Regions from separate parts of the Homo sapiens genome. Here all the other regions are linked to region 1. The links are chromatin contacts, found by Hi-C or POLR2A ChIA-PET in ENCODE. All regions are on one chromosome and are shown on one strand. The core of a region is the stretch at or near the end of the contact, and the rest is flanking DNA. Distances in the headings are between cores, read along the strand shown.

Evidence for each region. Hi-C counts contacts between places; a loop is a spot of excess contacts on that map. ChIA-PET counts read pairs that join two places held with the same protein, here RNA polymerase II (POLR2A). Pooled maps may share reads with other maps.
Region 2: a loop to region 1 is called in a map of dorsolateral prefrontal cortex, with 7 times the contacts of the local background. The contact joins two enhancer-like sites. A Hi-C loop is called at or near these places in 45 of 168 maps with a recorded cell type or tissue (CD14-positive monocyte, CD4-positive, alpha-beta T cell, CD4-positive, alpha-beta memory T cell and 34 more), 34 of 37 single-sample maps with no recorded cell type and 31 of 50 pooled maps. POLR2A ChIA-PET finds 5 or more read pairs at or near these places in 23 of 52 experiments (A549, AG04449, B cell and 18 more).
Region 3: POLR2A ChIA-PET joins it to region 1 with 13 read pairs in Panc1. The contact joins two enhancer-like sites. POLR2A ChIA-PET finds 5 or more read pairs at or near these places in 3 of 52 experiments (K562, Panc1 and WTC11).

The regions. Positions count from the first base shown.
Region 1 is chr2:10,283,377-10,288,069 of GRCh38, reverse strand. LOC101929691 (a long non-coding RNA gene) reads left to right here. Exons shown (of 4, transcript XR_922791.3): 4 at 1-359. Among named protein-coding and RNA genes, the nearest start is that of HPCAL1, 17 kb to the left of the region's middle. RefSeq lists enhancers at 1,764-2,263, 3,403-4,003, 4,062-4,693. Within about 2 kb of position 2,374, at least 23 of the 41 ENCODE cell types and tissues checked have a DNase peak (open chromatin) inside an H3K27ac peak, as active enhancers do; they include HCT116, PC-3, PC-9 and 7 more, where a contact is called at or near this core.
Region 2 is chr2:10,402,877-10,407,569 of GRCh38, reverse strand. The region is part of intron 2 of HPCAL1 (hippocalcin like 1); the gene reads right to left. It overlaps LOC124905972 (a long non-coding RNA gene), which reads left to right. Exons shown (of 3, transcript XR_007086211.1): 3 at 1-112. Among named protein-coding and RNA genes, the nearest start is that of SNORA80B, 42 kb to the left of the region's middle. Within about 2 kb of position 1,974, at least 22 of the 41 ENCODE cell types and tissues checked have a DNase peak (open chromatin) inside an H3K27ac peak, as active enhancers do; they include HCT116, PC-3, PC-9 and 7 more, where a contact is called at or near this core.
Region 3 is chr2:10,218,277-10,222,969 of GRCh38, reverse strand. No RefSeq gene overlaps it. Among named protein-coding and RNA genes, the nearest start is that of MIR4261, 28 kb to the right of the region's middle. Within about 2 kb of position 2,354, at least 2 of the 41 ENCODE cell types and tissues checked have a DNase peak (open chromatin) inside an H3K27ac peak, as active enhancers do.

The DNA of each region.
Region 1 (4,693 bases), core at 1,125-3,624:
TGGAGGAGCCTCATACCCGCCCCTCTAGATGCTTATAAAAATACTTCCCACCTTTGAATCAAGTGGAAAATGAGGCTCTCCAGTCAAAAGCCGCGACTGTATAGAAAGCCCTGAGTTGCCCAATCTGTTCACATGGCATCACCAACCTCTGTGTCATCATCAAGCTGTCCAGGGGACTCGATGGCCACCTGGCCAGGAACTGCGGGCTGATTGGAAGCTGTTGTTCCCATTGTATAATCACACACATCATAAAATAATCAGTCTTGTCTCTATTTACAATTTTGATGTTTTGTTCATCACAAATTTTTATATTAATTTTTAGTTTAACAAACATTGCACTAAAATAATGTTTCTCTTGATGACCGAGTTTGGGTGCCCTTTCTATTCTGTGTACAAGATGAGAGCCTCACTGGCCTCCCCCAATCCTGGCACTGCCGGAGGCTTTCCTGCGCCCCCTGTGTACTTGTAAGTGCTTATGGAATAGTCTAATGCCACCTTTTTGTTATAAGCTGAATATTTGCCTGTCTTCAAAAGTGTGAGTTCATCAAAATGTGGGCTTCCTGCAGGCAGGGGCTTGTGTCCTTTATTCATCTCTGTGTGCAAAGCCTGGACAGGCTGCAGCAGAAAGCATGCTCAAGAAATACTGGCTGAACCAATGAACTGGCCCCACCCCCAAATTTATCAGCTTTTTCTCCCTTCTATATTAAAAGAACAGAGCCCCAGGATCTAGGGTCCCTGCCTGCCCTCTTCCCCTTCTAGAGAGTAAAACAGAGGAGTAACCTAAGTTACGTTTTCTTTCCAAGGCAAAGCTTTTCGGGGCCTGGGTGTATCATCGGGGCTGAGCTGGGTGATCTGGGCAGCACGGTGTCCTCACGTGGGGAGAAAATGGTCCCATCTGTGCCCACTTTCGTGGAGCTCAGACAGGCTGCCAGCAGAGTCCCCAGCTTGGACTGCTACTTTCAACCTCTTGGATGCCATGACCTAGAGGGTCACAGGAGGCTCCAGGGGACTGGGGCCTGAAATTCCCATCCGTGGCAGGTACCGGCGGAGGGAGGCGAGATGGATCCCGGGCCAGGCTGTGAGCCAGGGGCAGCTCCGGATGAGAACCCGAGAATCCACCTCCTGACTCCACCCAGCCCACTGCTGGTGCCACCCACACTGCGGCACCCCCTCCTTCACTTCCCATTGCCCTGAAGCCACCGTGGGCAGAAGCTGTCCCCATCACTGCCTTCGGGAGGGGTGGACAGGGCACCAGCAAGCAAACAAAGCTGAGAGTGCTTTGCAGGCGCTCGGGCACCTGGCCAGCTCTGGCTGCACACGGCCGCAGGCTGCAGGGCTCCCGTCGGGGGCGGGGGGGCTATTTGCTGGTTGGGGTTCCAGGACTGCTGCCGCTTCTGTCACCTTCCCAGGAGGCCCTGGTTACCCTCTATGAGGTCCCAGAGGAGGCATCAGCTCAGAGGGGCCAGGGCTGTGTGCCCAGGAGTCAGGAGTAATTGGTTTAGAACCATGGCCTCCCAGCGATGCTTTGGTGGAGTCCCCACCCACGAAGGCCCATCCTTTCCCTCCCCTGCCATCTCAGCATGGTCTAACAGAGGCCGTGCTGCCCGAAAGTGGCCGTGGGCTTGACTGCCCCACTAAGGGCAGAGGCCAGTGACACCCTAACGGTGGCCGGCCCCACCCGTGGAGCCCGGTGCTGCCCAGCCCTTCCTGCCCGGGCCAGGGTCCTGCCTCTGCCTCTCTATTCAGCTCCCAGGCTCTCCTCTTCCTAACCAGGCTGCTCCCTGGAAGGGAGGCCCTCCCAGAGCCTTATAGCTAGGGAAGAATGCAGGAAGTGGGACCCCTCTACAGGGTTTGCTTCCAGGACCTCCACCTCCTGACTTCATGGGAGTGGGAAAAGCCTTGGGCCTCCCCTCCCGCTGCTGCCCCTGGGCCGCCCTCCTCAGCTTCCCTCTGCTGCCCACAGGAGAGGCTGCCTGCCCGAGCCCAAGCGCTCCCTCCTGCTGGAAGGCCCCTCCTGCCTGTCTCCACTTCTCAAACACATTTCTTCCTTCAAAATGCAAATGTGCCCCCTCCCAGTACCCCTCCTCAGCCAGCACCAGCTCCCTGCACACAGCCTGCAGCCCTGCACTTCCAGTTCGGACACTCCTCCCTCACAGCCCTCGAGTGGGCGGGCCACCGGCCTGCACATGCAGTGTGAGAGGCAGGGAGGGTTGGAGGCTGGTGGCCTCCCGACACCCCACGTCCTGGGGAGGGCAGTGCGCTGGCTGGCATGCAGCTGGGCGGACCCAGGGAGGCTGGAAGGCCTGGGGAGCAGAAGTCCTAGCAGTCACCACAGCTGGGCCACCCCGTGCCACTGGCCAGAGACAGCATGACTCAGCACTGGAGACGGGCTTCCTGCCCAGAGGGGCTGCCACTTCTGCCAGCCAGATCATGTGACTTCTCGGGGCCTGGGGTTGTGCTTCTGAGAGGCCATCGCTGGGCCGTGGTCTGGACCTGCAGGCTTGGGCTCCCAGTACACCAGCTGCAGAGCCTTCGCCAGGCTCCAGAACTCTCTGAAGCTGGGTTTCCTCATCTCTGAGAAGAAGGGCTTAGGACTTAGCATTCCTCCTGAAGCTGATTCCAGAATTCAACGAAGCCAACTCCTCCCCTGTGTGCCTGGTTCCTTTTCTGCAGGCACCACTGCCTCATGCCTCTGCAGAGTTGCACCTGCCGTCACCCTGCTAGGCAGCCCTTCCTGTTCTAGCCCTGGAGAGTGACTCTTCCCCCGGTCAAACCTCCCATAGGAAGCCTTTCTCCATATCTGCAGGAGGGGCCTTGCTCTCGGAGCACTTTGCACCCCTCCTCCATTATAAACCCCTGCTCTGCAGGGTGACCTCAGGCAAATCACTTACTCCTCTGAATGTGTTTCCAGCTTCACAGGATGAGTTTAATGCCATGGGCTTCATTCGCTTGGTGTTCTGGGGAACTCATTCACACCCCTCAACACCGGCATGAATGAAGCAGTTTCAGTGTGGAGGTGCTTTGATCAGGAGGATGGAAGCTTAGGAAGGTTTGTGCAGTTGGGTCAGGACAGTGATGAAGGTGACAGGCAACCTGTTCCCTGCAGATGTCTTGGGGCACATGCTGGCATGTGTTCCATAGCTTTATTTTCCAAACCCCAAATCAGGACCCCCAGCCTGAGTCTGACCATGGGAGGGGTTTTTATACTTGGAGTTGTCCTGGACAATCTGGGTCCCAGGCTGCTGGAGTAGGGGGTGTCTGCCAGGTATGCAGGCAGCAGGTGGGCAGGGAGTTCTGACCTCAGGCCCTACGGAGGCATCCACTGGCGCAGAGCCCCTCAGAGCCGAGATGGGGCTCAGCCGGCTGTGTGGGTCCATAGCGCCTCCCAGGGAACACAGTGTGGCTTTGTGCTCACCCTGGCATCTGCCTCAGGCTCTGACAAAGCAAACCCATGCACAGACCTCAGCTCCCCGCACCAGGATGGCAGAGGGGCTGGAGCACCAGGAAAGGGAGGGTCTGGATTGGGTGCCCTTCCTCAGGTCTCAGTTCCAGAGGGGTGGGAGTCCAGGGTCTTTCTGAACGGAGGCTCGGATGGCATCTTATAGCTCCAAGTTCCCCCCACCCACAGTGTTGAAGCAGCCCCACTGTTTGCCTTAAAGCCTAGGTCATGGGGCTGGGCCAGAGAAGCACAATCCCACCCTGCCCCAACACACCGAGGCCACTGGGAGTCACCAGGGACCCCAAGCAGCCTGCGGCCAGCACGTCCCTCTGCTAAACCACCCTTGTCTTCACTCAGATGCCACCAAGCAGAGCTGAGAGCAGGCACGTGGCCCTGTTCATCTCTGGATCCCGGCCTGTTGTTAGAGCCCAGACGACAAACCTCTCAGTGATGTGAGATGGGAAAGCAACGCGCAGCCTGGTTTCATAAGGAAACTGCAATTTTTTTCTCTTTCAAGCTTTTTTTTTTTTTTTTTGAGACAGGGTCTCACTTAGTAGCCCAGGCTGGAGTGCAGCCTCAACTTCCTGGGCTCAAGGGATCCTCCCACCTCAGTCTCCTGAATAGCTGGCCCTATAGGTGTGTGCCACTGCACCCAGCTGATTTTTTGATTTTTTGTTGAGATGGAAACTCACTATATTGGCCAGGCTGGTCTCAAACTCCTGGGCTCAAGCGATCCTCCTGCCTTGGCCTCCCAAAGGGCTGGGATTCCAGTCATGAACCACTGAGCCTGGCCACTCTCTTCACTTTTTTTGCTGCATAAGAAGGATCCAACCCACTCCAGGGTTGAGCACACTTCCCGGGACAGCAAGCAACTATCTCCCCTTACACCTAGGAAGTTCTAGAAATCAAGCTATCCTGGCCTTTGCAGAAAGGGAACCTGACCCTCAGGGTCTAATGTGAAAGAAAAAGAATGCAAAGTGAAGAGGGCCCTGGGTGGAAGGATACAGAAGGCGAGTAGTGGTCTGATGCAGGTGAAAGGAGAGAGAAGGTGGACACCCCCCCACACACACGCAATGCCCAAGACACCAGCAGGCCAAAGAAGGGCTGCTGGGCCAGCAGTGGTGGCCCCACTGGAAGTGAGTCAGGGTGAGTCAGGGTTGGGGTGGGGCGGGGTTCGGGGGAAAAGACTATGTGGTGGCCCTTGGGGCAGCCTGTGGCTCTATTTGCTGCAAAGCGGTGACTGTGAAACTGTCT
Region 2 (4,693 bases), core at 725-3,224, 120 kb before region 1:
TATATTTACAAAATCTCTTGACTGTCTGCCTCCTTTTGTTCACCACTGTACCCCCACAGGGCCCAAAACAGGGCCTGGCACACAATTCAGTCAATAAATATGTTTGAATGAATGGTTGTGTATTCCAAGCGCCTAGCACAGTGCCTGAGCAAATGAACAAAGCAATGAGTGAGTGGTTCTTTTTCTAGGATCCCTCTTATTCTAACATTCTGTGACTCTTCCAGTTTTAGGAATTGCTGGAGGAAGGTCAGGGGTTAGGATGGTCAAGTGCTCTCCTGCTCAGATTTGAAGCTGCTCCAAGAAGGCACATTCAGACTCGGTATTCTGGAAATCTCTGTTTTCTGGCATGGAAACAGCTGCAGCAGAGTAGAGTTTTGGGGCCATGCCAGACTTGGGGGTGTCCATTTATCAAACTGGTGCCAATCTCCTTCCCAGGTGAACACATCCCAGCTATATGGTCCTCAGCCAGTGGGGTGGGGGACAGGATGGGGGACTTCCTGCTACTCTCCAGTGAGATCATTCCCTGGACCAGTGCGGCGTCATCATAGAGCGAACATCACTCCAGCTTGAGTCTTTGGAGAGGAGCTCTTTGAGCTGCCTCCCAAGCAGAGAAAGGGAGGTGAGTGAAACGGACATACATGAGCCTCTGGGGAGAGAACAGGGAGACAGGAAAAGGGAAACGCCCAAGAGAATGCTCCCCTTCCGTCCGGAACCCTAACCCAGCAGGAAAAGGAAGCTCAAAGGCAGGACCAAAATGAGACCATAGACTTTCTGAAAGCAACCCCCGACCCATGTACGTCTGTCCCTGTGACAGTTCCGTGTTTCTACAGAGGTGAAGGGTGCCGGATGCCAGGCGGGGAGCAGAGCCACGCAGCACCCGTGCCAGGGCCAGGCTAGAGCGAGCCCGGTGGAAATCTGGGTGTGGAGTCCTGGCCACAGAGCCTGGGACTTCCTCTGCCCCCACCCAGGATCTCGCTTTGAAGGCGAAGTTGGGGTTTTCAGTGACAGACCCCAGAAACATCAGGCTGAAGTGAGAGTGGAGTCTCTGGACTGGTTCCTTCACCCACACCTCAGTGGTTCCCGAGTCCTGTTCCATGCTGGGTGTAGTCACACGTGGATGGACAAGACACAGACCCTTCCTGGGGCTCCTTGAAGTGACCCCCCACACACGCCCATGAAACAGCAGTGATGGGCATGAAGAGACTTACGTGGGCTCAGGAGCTCGGGCGCAGAGCACAGAGGTCAGCTGGGATGGGACAGAGCTGAGGGCTGAGCCAGGGCTTAAAGGTTCCAGGAGTTCTCCAGCTGGGACAAAGGGAACAGTGTGTGCCAGGGCATGGGGACAGCGAGCACTGGGTCCTGTGGCACTCAAGCCCTGCACGACGAGGAATCCCCACATGCCACAAAAGACTCTTCCAGTTTCAGTAATGCTGGAAGGAATGACTAAAGGAATTAGCGCGGAGCATGACTGTAGGAGAACGCATGTTGATGACAGCAAGGAGGGGTGAAGGGGAGAAACAGTAGAGGCTCAGTGTGCCCACCTCCCCACTACCCGGTAATGCTCCATAGAACACCAAGAATAATTCTATTACTATTCAATCACACAACAAAAACTCAAAAGCTGAAACAACCATGTGAATCACCCAACGTCCCATTTGCGGGGACTTGGCGCATACTGCAAGCTGACTGCTCTTTGGGAGAAAATGTAAGAGGGCACAGCAGGCTGGAGATACTGAGGCTTTAGACGCCCCTTCATCAGTCCCTCTAGATGTGGCCCCTCGTGCAGTCAGCCAGAGCTGGCAGGGCGCTGCTCCTGCCCGAGGCCCCCACCCTGGCTTGGCTGTGCTGATGACGCCTGGTGATTTGGCATGCCAGCTCCCAGGCATCTTGGAGCGCATTCTTCCTGGCTCTTTGTGCCAGCTGCAGAATGACTCAAGCACTGACCCATGCCTGGGGGGAAGATCTACGCGTCAGATGGCAGAATTCCGTCTGCAAATTCCACCCTGATGTTCCAGGCCAAGAGGTGAGCAACAGCCCTTCCCCAGGGAACCGTGTTTCACCCTAGCGGGAGCAAAACTGAGACTACGGGGCCAACTCTGCTGTCGAGTGCCTCAGCCTGCCCTGCCAGCACCCAGCACGCCCTGGAGGGGCCATGGAGGGACAGGCAGCTCTTCCAGGGTCTTGGAGCCATGCCCTGGAGTCAGGCAAGGCTGGGCTAGAGTTGCCAGTGTCAACGCTCCAGACCCAGCCTGTTTGCTCCTCTGTAAAATTGAACCAGAATGCCAGCTTCAGGGGCCTGCAGTCAGGATGAGGGTGTGTATATGAGGGGTGCTGCTGGGAGCAGCCCGCAGACCCAGGGGCCCTGCTGGGGGCTCTGCCCAGCCTGCCCCGTCTCCAGCCATATGGTCCTGGCTGTCTCAACTTCTCTGGGCCTTATTTTCCTTGACTGTAAAATGGGAATAAGGGTCCCTGCCTGCAGGTTCTACTGAGCAGTTGTGAGGATAAAGGGAAATGGAATCTGTAAAAGGAGTGCCAGCTGGAAAGCACCAGTCAGATGCCTGGGGTATTGGCACAGCTTTACAAGAAAGGCGGCCATCTTGGGAGCCGATTCCTGACACTGAGCACAGCCCGGCGGGAGGTGGGGGCTGCGGCCTGGGCTCGGTGGAATCTCTGCACTGCCTGGCGAGCCCTTCTCGCTCGGCACACCCAAGCAGCGGCATTAAAACCTGGTCCTGAGGCCCAGCTGGGCAGAGAGCCTGGGACCACGGTGGCCTAGACACATCCAGCTGGGGCAGGGTGAGTGAAATTCCAACTCCTGTTCTTCAAAGAGAAAATAAAGAAAAAGGACAGAAGAAGCCCAGTCATGCCACAGCAGGGCAGAGCCCACTCGGTCCAAGATGCAAGAACTGCCCGACCCTGGGGCAGCAAAGGAGCCCGGGATCTGGGGGCTGCTCAGCGCCTGCAGGGCATGGGAGTGAGGCTGGGGCTGCCTCAGGGCATGAGGTCCCTCCTCTCATCTCCGTCTCTGGGGAGTCTGTGGCTGCTGACTGCTTTGGGTCTGTTTAAAAGGAAACGCAGCATCCTGCTGACCAGCACAGGCCAGGCTTTCTGCAGGATTTTGCAGACAATGTAGGAGATGGTCCCAGACTTACCCAGAGCGCTGGGGCTGATACCTGAGCTCAGCGGGGCTGGGGAAACACTCACCCAGCAAAGACGGGGTGAGGGGCATTCCAGGAGGAATCCTCAGTGTGCTGGGAGGCAAAAGGGCATGGCTGGAGAAGGGCTGGCGGGGACACAGCTGGGGAGGAGGCCAGAGTCTGGCTAAGGTGGGAGCTCCTTCCAGTCCCAGACTTCATCCTGGGGTGTTTTCAAAGTGTGTAGGTGTCAATGACTCGCAGGCCCAAACTTTTGGGGAGACCACCACCAGCAAGTAACTTGTCCCTGCTACAAACCTCTGGGCTGGTGACCTCTGCATGTACCTTCATGGGTAATGAATGGACAAATGATAGAGAACATTATGGAGCAGTGTATAGAGCAATAAAGAACAAACAGAATATGGAACAAATGGGTACATTAACAAATGCAGGGTATGGGGAGGAGAGGCAGCCAGAAGAAGGAAGAGAAAAATACCATCGAAACTTAGGAATTCAGACCAATTACTTGAATGGTAGTTCAAATTTGTAAAGTCCGAGTCAAAAAAATACCTGAAAAATTGCCTCTGAATTCTTGATCAGGTAAGGACTGGAAAGAGTGGGCGTTTGTAATGAACGGATAAGAACTCTTTGTTGGCCGGACTCGGTGGCTCACACCTGTAATCCCAGCACTTTGGGAGGGTGAGGTGGGCGGATCACCTGAAGTCAGGAGTTCAAGACCAGCCTGGCCAACATGGTAAAACCCCATCACTACTAAAAATACAAAAATTAGCCAGGCATGATGGCAGGCACCTGTAATCCAGCTACTCAGGAGGCTGAGGCAGGAGACTCATTTGAACCTGGGAGGCGGAGGTTGCAGCGAGACAAGATCACACTACTGCACTCCAGCCTGGGTGACAGAGCAAGACTCCGTCACACACACACACACACACACACACACACACACACACACACACACACACAAAAGAACTCTTTGTTATGAGGGCATCATTTTCAACTGCAGAATGGAGCTGGAGGCCTGGGTGACAGTGGCTATGTCACACACCCTGACGGCTCTCACTTTCCTCATCAGGGTCCAATATGTGTTTGGACAGTGTGGCCCCTGAGGTATGAGCTAGCTCTAAAAAACATCCTTGAGAAAAACATTTAAAAATAAAGAAAAATAAATAAATAAATAGAAAACTTCTTTGAGTCTATCCCCAGAGGAGGCTTCCAAAGCACCTGAGGAGCTGCTCACTGAGCCAGGACTGGTGTCCCTCTCCCCGGGACCTTGTTCAGCAGAACCAGCTGCCTAGCTCTTGTCTTAGTAGATGGTAAAAAGCAACATTTCTGCCAGGTCCCTGCTTGAGAAATGACTAAACTTGATCAGTTCATGAGCCCCAAAGGAACTATTTCCAAATTTTGAATTTATGTGTCCCAAATGAATGGGGTTTGGCCACATTGTAATATATCTCGGGTGGAAACCATTTGTAAGAAATACCATTGTAAATGTTAGACTGAAGAGGTGTTTGTGAGACGCGCGTCCTCCCTGGGGTTTTGCG
Region 3 (4,693 bases), core at 1,105-3,604, 65 kb after region 1:
GGAGTGTAGCAGTGTGGACAACCAGAGGTCACTCTCATCGCCATCTTGGTTTTGGTGGGTTTTGGCTGGCTTCTTTACTGCAACCTGATCAGCAAGGTCTTTATGACCTGTATCTTGTGCTGATCTCGTATCTCATTCTGTGTCTAAGAATGCCTCAACCTCCTGGGAATGCAGCCCAGTAGGTCTCAGCCTTATTTCACCCAGCCCTTCCCTATTCAAGATGGAGTCGCTCTGGTTCAAACGCCTCTGACAAAGGGACTAATGAAATGACTCCAGGTCACCATGGACTCTGCAAATGAGGTTATCAGCCCTGCTGACCCCAGCCCTGGAGCACAGCGAGGACTAGGCCCAGTGTCTGGTCAACCCTCTGACAGCCACGTGTTAATGTTTGCTTCTTCTGGCCTCTTCCCAATAAGAGTGTCAATCAGTGTTTCCACCATTCACTCTGCGCGGCTCCCCTCTGTGACATCGGCTGCTATTGGAAACTTGCTTGATTGTATCTCGGAGGAAATCGCTGGTTTTTGTTCCGTTATAACAAATGTGAATGGCCCATCACCCTGGCCTGATGCCTGCGCCCCACCCCCATTTCCCTGTGTTCAAGGCTGACCCCCAGCGTTGGAACTTGTCCTGAGGCAGGTGGAGTGAATTAGCTGGAGGTCAGTTGCAGTCGTGCCACCCTTGACCCTTTCTCCCATCAGATGGCTCCTCCCAGTTCATGCCCTCCCGCCCCATCCACCATGTCTCTTTGATTGTTCTCACCATGCCCGGGAGGCCAACTGGGAAGGCATGTCACACCTGTTTTATGGAGGACAAAAGGCTTCTTGATGAGAAGCCACAAAATCCCTAACTCCCACTACATGGGGTGAGCTCTGTGATGGAATCAGTCATGCCGGTGTTAGAGCGTCTGTACTGGTGGCCATTTGGGTGATGCATTTCTTGACTCTCTCCGAGCCTTCCCTGGAAAATAAGGATAACCCCTGAACCCCTGGGATGGCTGTGAAGATGAAATGAGATCAACCAGGAATAGGGGATGTCAACTATAAAGGGCTGTGCACTTCAAATGAGATATCAAGCAGGAATAGGAGGTGTCAGTAGTAAAGGGCTGTGCACCCCAAAGGGGTCATTGCCATCTTCATCATCATCACCCTGATTAACCACCTCCCCTCTGGGGGGCCCACGGCAGAGGTGACATCTAGCCTCCATCCTGACAGCTGAGCAGGGGGCTGGGGAGAAGGAACCCGCCACAGGGACCCGATTCGCCTGGCGCTGACAGCTAAATTCCTGCAGGAGAAAGAAAAAGGCAGGAAGTGTGACCCCTGCCAAGGCAGCTCCCACAGTCGGACCCTGCAGCTGCTCTGAGTTCAAGAAAATAAGTGCTTCAGGGCATCTCGCAGCCAGAGAAAAACACAGTCATTATGGGGAAATGATAGACGCCAGCTGATTGAGTGAATTTTTCCCAGCCAAACCTGAAATTACTTGCGCTATTGATAAGGGCCTAACGGGAAAGGCACAAACCCCCCCGCAGGGAGCCCCTGCTCGCCCTTGATGGCAGCAGGGCCCGCTGGCCTCTGAGGCCTGGGGAGACCTCGCACCCCCATCCCCCCAACCCTTCTTCCTCCCCTGCAGTGGTGCTGAAACCCACCCTCGGGCGCCCACAGCTGGCCATCTCCCAGGGTGCCACAGAGAGCAGGTGCAGCCAGCGCTTGCTGGTTTATGAATGAGTTAACCAGTCCTCAAAGCAAGTATTTTTTACTAGAACCTGTCACCGCCACCCCCCCACCCCCAGAGGAATTGGCTGCAGCTTCATTGTGCAGATTTGGGGCTCCGGAATTCCCGTCTGGGCACTGTTTTGTCATTGCCAGGATATACATAAAGTTTACCATTTTAATCATTTTTCAGTGTACAGGTCAGTGGCATGAAGTCCACTCACATTGTTGTGCAACCATCACCACCATCTGTCCACAGAACTGATTCATCTTCCCAAACCGAAACTCTACCCACTAAACAACAGCTCCCCACCCCCCCAGCCCCGGCACCCAGCATTCTGCCTTTGTCTCTATGGATGTGACGACTGTAGGCACTTCACAGGAGTGGAATCACACAGCACTTGTCTGTTTGTGACTGCTGTATTTCACTTAATGTCTTCAAGGTTCATGTCTTCAAGGATCATCCATGTACTGGCAGACGTCAGAATTCCCTCCCCTTCTAATAAGGCTGAATAATATTCCACTGTATGGAGAGACCACATCACATTTTTTATCCATTCATCACTGATGGACAATTGAGTTGTTTCCACCTTTGACTATTGTGAATAATGCTACTGTACACACAGCTGTGCAAAAATGTGCTTGAGTCCCCGTCTTCAGTTTTTTTACGTATACCCGGAAGAGAAATTGCTGGATCATATGAGAATTCTGTGATGCTCTGATAATCCTGCCATGAATCTTTTGACGACCCTCCAGACTGTTTTCCACAGCAGCTGCTCCATTTTACACTCCTACCAATGGTGCGCAAGGGTTCCGGCCTCGCCACATCCCCACGAACACTTGTTATTTTCCGATTTGGGGTAGGAGCCATCCTGGTGGGTGTGAAGTGGTGTCGCACTGTGGTCGTGTGTTGTATTTAAGAACCCACCCACGTGTCTGTCTCCCATCGGACCACAATGCCAGAACAAGACCCCTCAGCCCCAGCACGTTGGCGGCCACAGGGTTGGAAGTTTGTGGAGATGGCACCCAGTCCATGCCGACTCCGCCTGCCTCCTGCCATCACCTCTCTCCCTCCAGTCTCTCGCCCCCGCTGCAGACGCTGCTTCCTTCCCCAGTGTTTCCACGGGGGTAGCCTGGCATCCGCCCCGCTCCTCGTGCAGGCCACAATTTGCTCTTCAAATTGCCAAACTGTTTACCAACAGCAGAATCTCCTTTACACCCTGCTGATCTGCAAAACCAGTCATTATCCCAAGTCTGGCCGCCTCAGCCTGGATGGTAACAACAGCTTAATAGGAAAATCAGCACAAATGGCTCAGAGGCCTTAATTGCTCTTCTCTGTTGAACCCCACGCCCTGCTACAGTTAGCCTCAGCCGAGGGGAGGTAGGAGGCCGTGATCAAGATTCAAAGAGAAGGCCAGGCGCGGTGGCTCACGCATGTAATCCCAGCACTTTGGGAGGCCGAGGTGGGCGGATCACGAGGTCAGGAGATCGAGACCATCCTGGCTAACACGGTGAAATCCCGTCTCTACTAAAAATACAAAAAAATTAGCCGGGCGTGGTGGCGGGCGCCTGTAATTCCAGCTACTCTGGAGGTTGAGGCAGGAGAATGGTGTGAACCTGGGAGGCGGAGCTTGCAGTGAGCTGAGATCGCGCCACTGCACTCCAGCCTGGGCGACAGAGCGAGACTCTATCTCAAAAAAAAAAAAAAAGATTCAAAGAGAAAAGGCTGCCTCCTTCCGGGGAGGACAGGGTTCACCTCTAAAGGGAACTGCAGCTCGTCACGTGGCGCCAAGCCTGTCCTGTAGACAGAGGCAAGGCCCCCTGAAGGATGGCAACCCTAAGGATTGATGGGGCCTCTTGTGTGCTCAGCTGGTGGGAGGCAGCAGGCAGTGTGATCACAGCTCCAGACAGACAGACTGGGATCTGATTTTGTCCCTGCCACTTCCCAGCTGTGTGAGTTGCTTGGCCTCTCTGGGCTTCAATTTCTTCACCCGTAAAACAGACAGCAATAGTGTCTTGTCTGTAATGTGCAGGAATAGTGTGTTGCTATGACAGAATACCTGAGACTGGGTACTCTTTAATGAACAGAAATTTATTTTCTCACAGTCTGGGGCTTGGGAAGTCCAAGGCCTTCCTAACCCCAAACCCCAACCTCTGGCCAGGGCCTTCTTGCTGCATCAGCACACAGCAGAAGGCAGAAGGGCAAAGAGAGACAGAAGGAAACTGAACTTGGCCTTTTATAGCAGTATTAATCCCATCCCTGCAGGCAGAGCCCTCATGGCCTAATCACCGCTTAAAGGCCCCCACATCTTCATACTGCTACAAGGGCAATTAAATTTCAACATGAGTTTTGGAGGGACAAACATTCAGACCGTAGCAAACAGCATCTCTCTCCTAGGGTCTGTGAGGTCTCATGGCAGAGACAATCCACAAAAGGCTTCTCCAGAGTCTGACATGGTGCATGCTACAAGGAGACAGGTGTTTCTAGGTTTGAATCCCAGCTCTGCCACTTACTACCTCTAGGGCATTGAACAAGGCACCTAACTTCTCTGTTTCCTCATCTGTAAACAGAAATACGACACTCATTTTGCTGGAGGTTTGCAAGGATGGCATGAGCTCATGCCTCTGAAGGCCTCAGCAAATGAGAGCCCCGGAGCCCCTTCTTCCTCCTATGGGGTCACAGATGGTGGGGCATTCTGGGAGATGCCCCAGCACCCAACACAGAGCAGGGGTGGTGCTTAGCAAAGCTCAAACCCAAATAGGAGCACCTGGGGAGTGAGGGGTGGGACGCTTGGGGAGGCCATCCAGCACAGTAGACACCAGGCCCCCAGGAGCAGAGGAGTTCCATCCCCCTGCTGGGGCACTGGCCCCAGATGTCCAAGGCTGTGCGCACTGCCTGTGCTTCTCAGCAGGGCAGTCCTGCAACCGTTGCAAGTCTGGAGTCCTTAGAAGAGGTGCTCACGGGAGGACCACCTGGGCACAGGGAG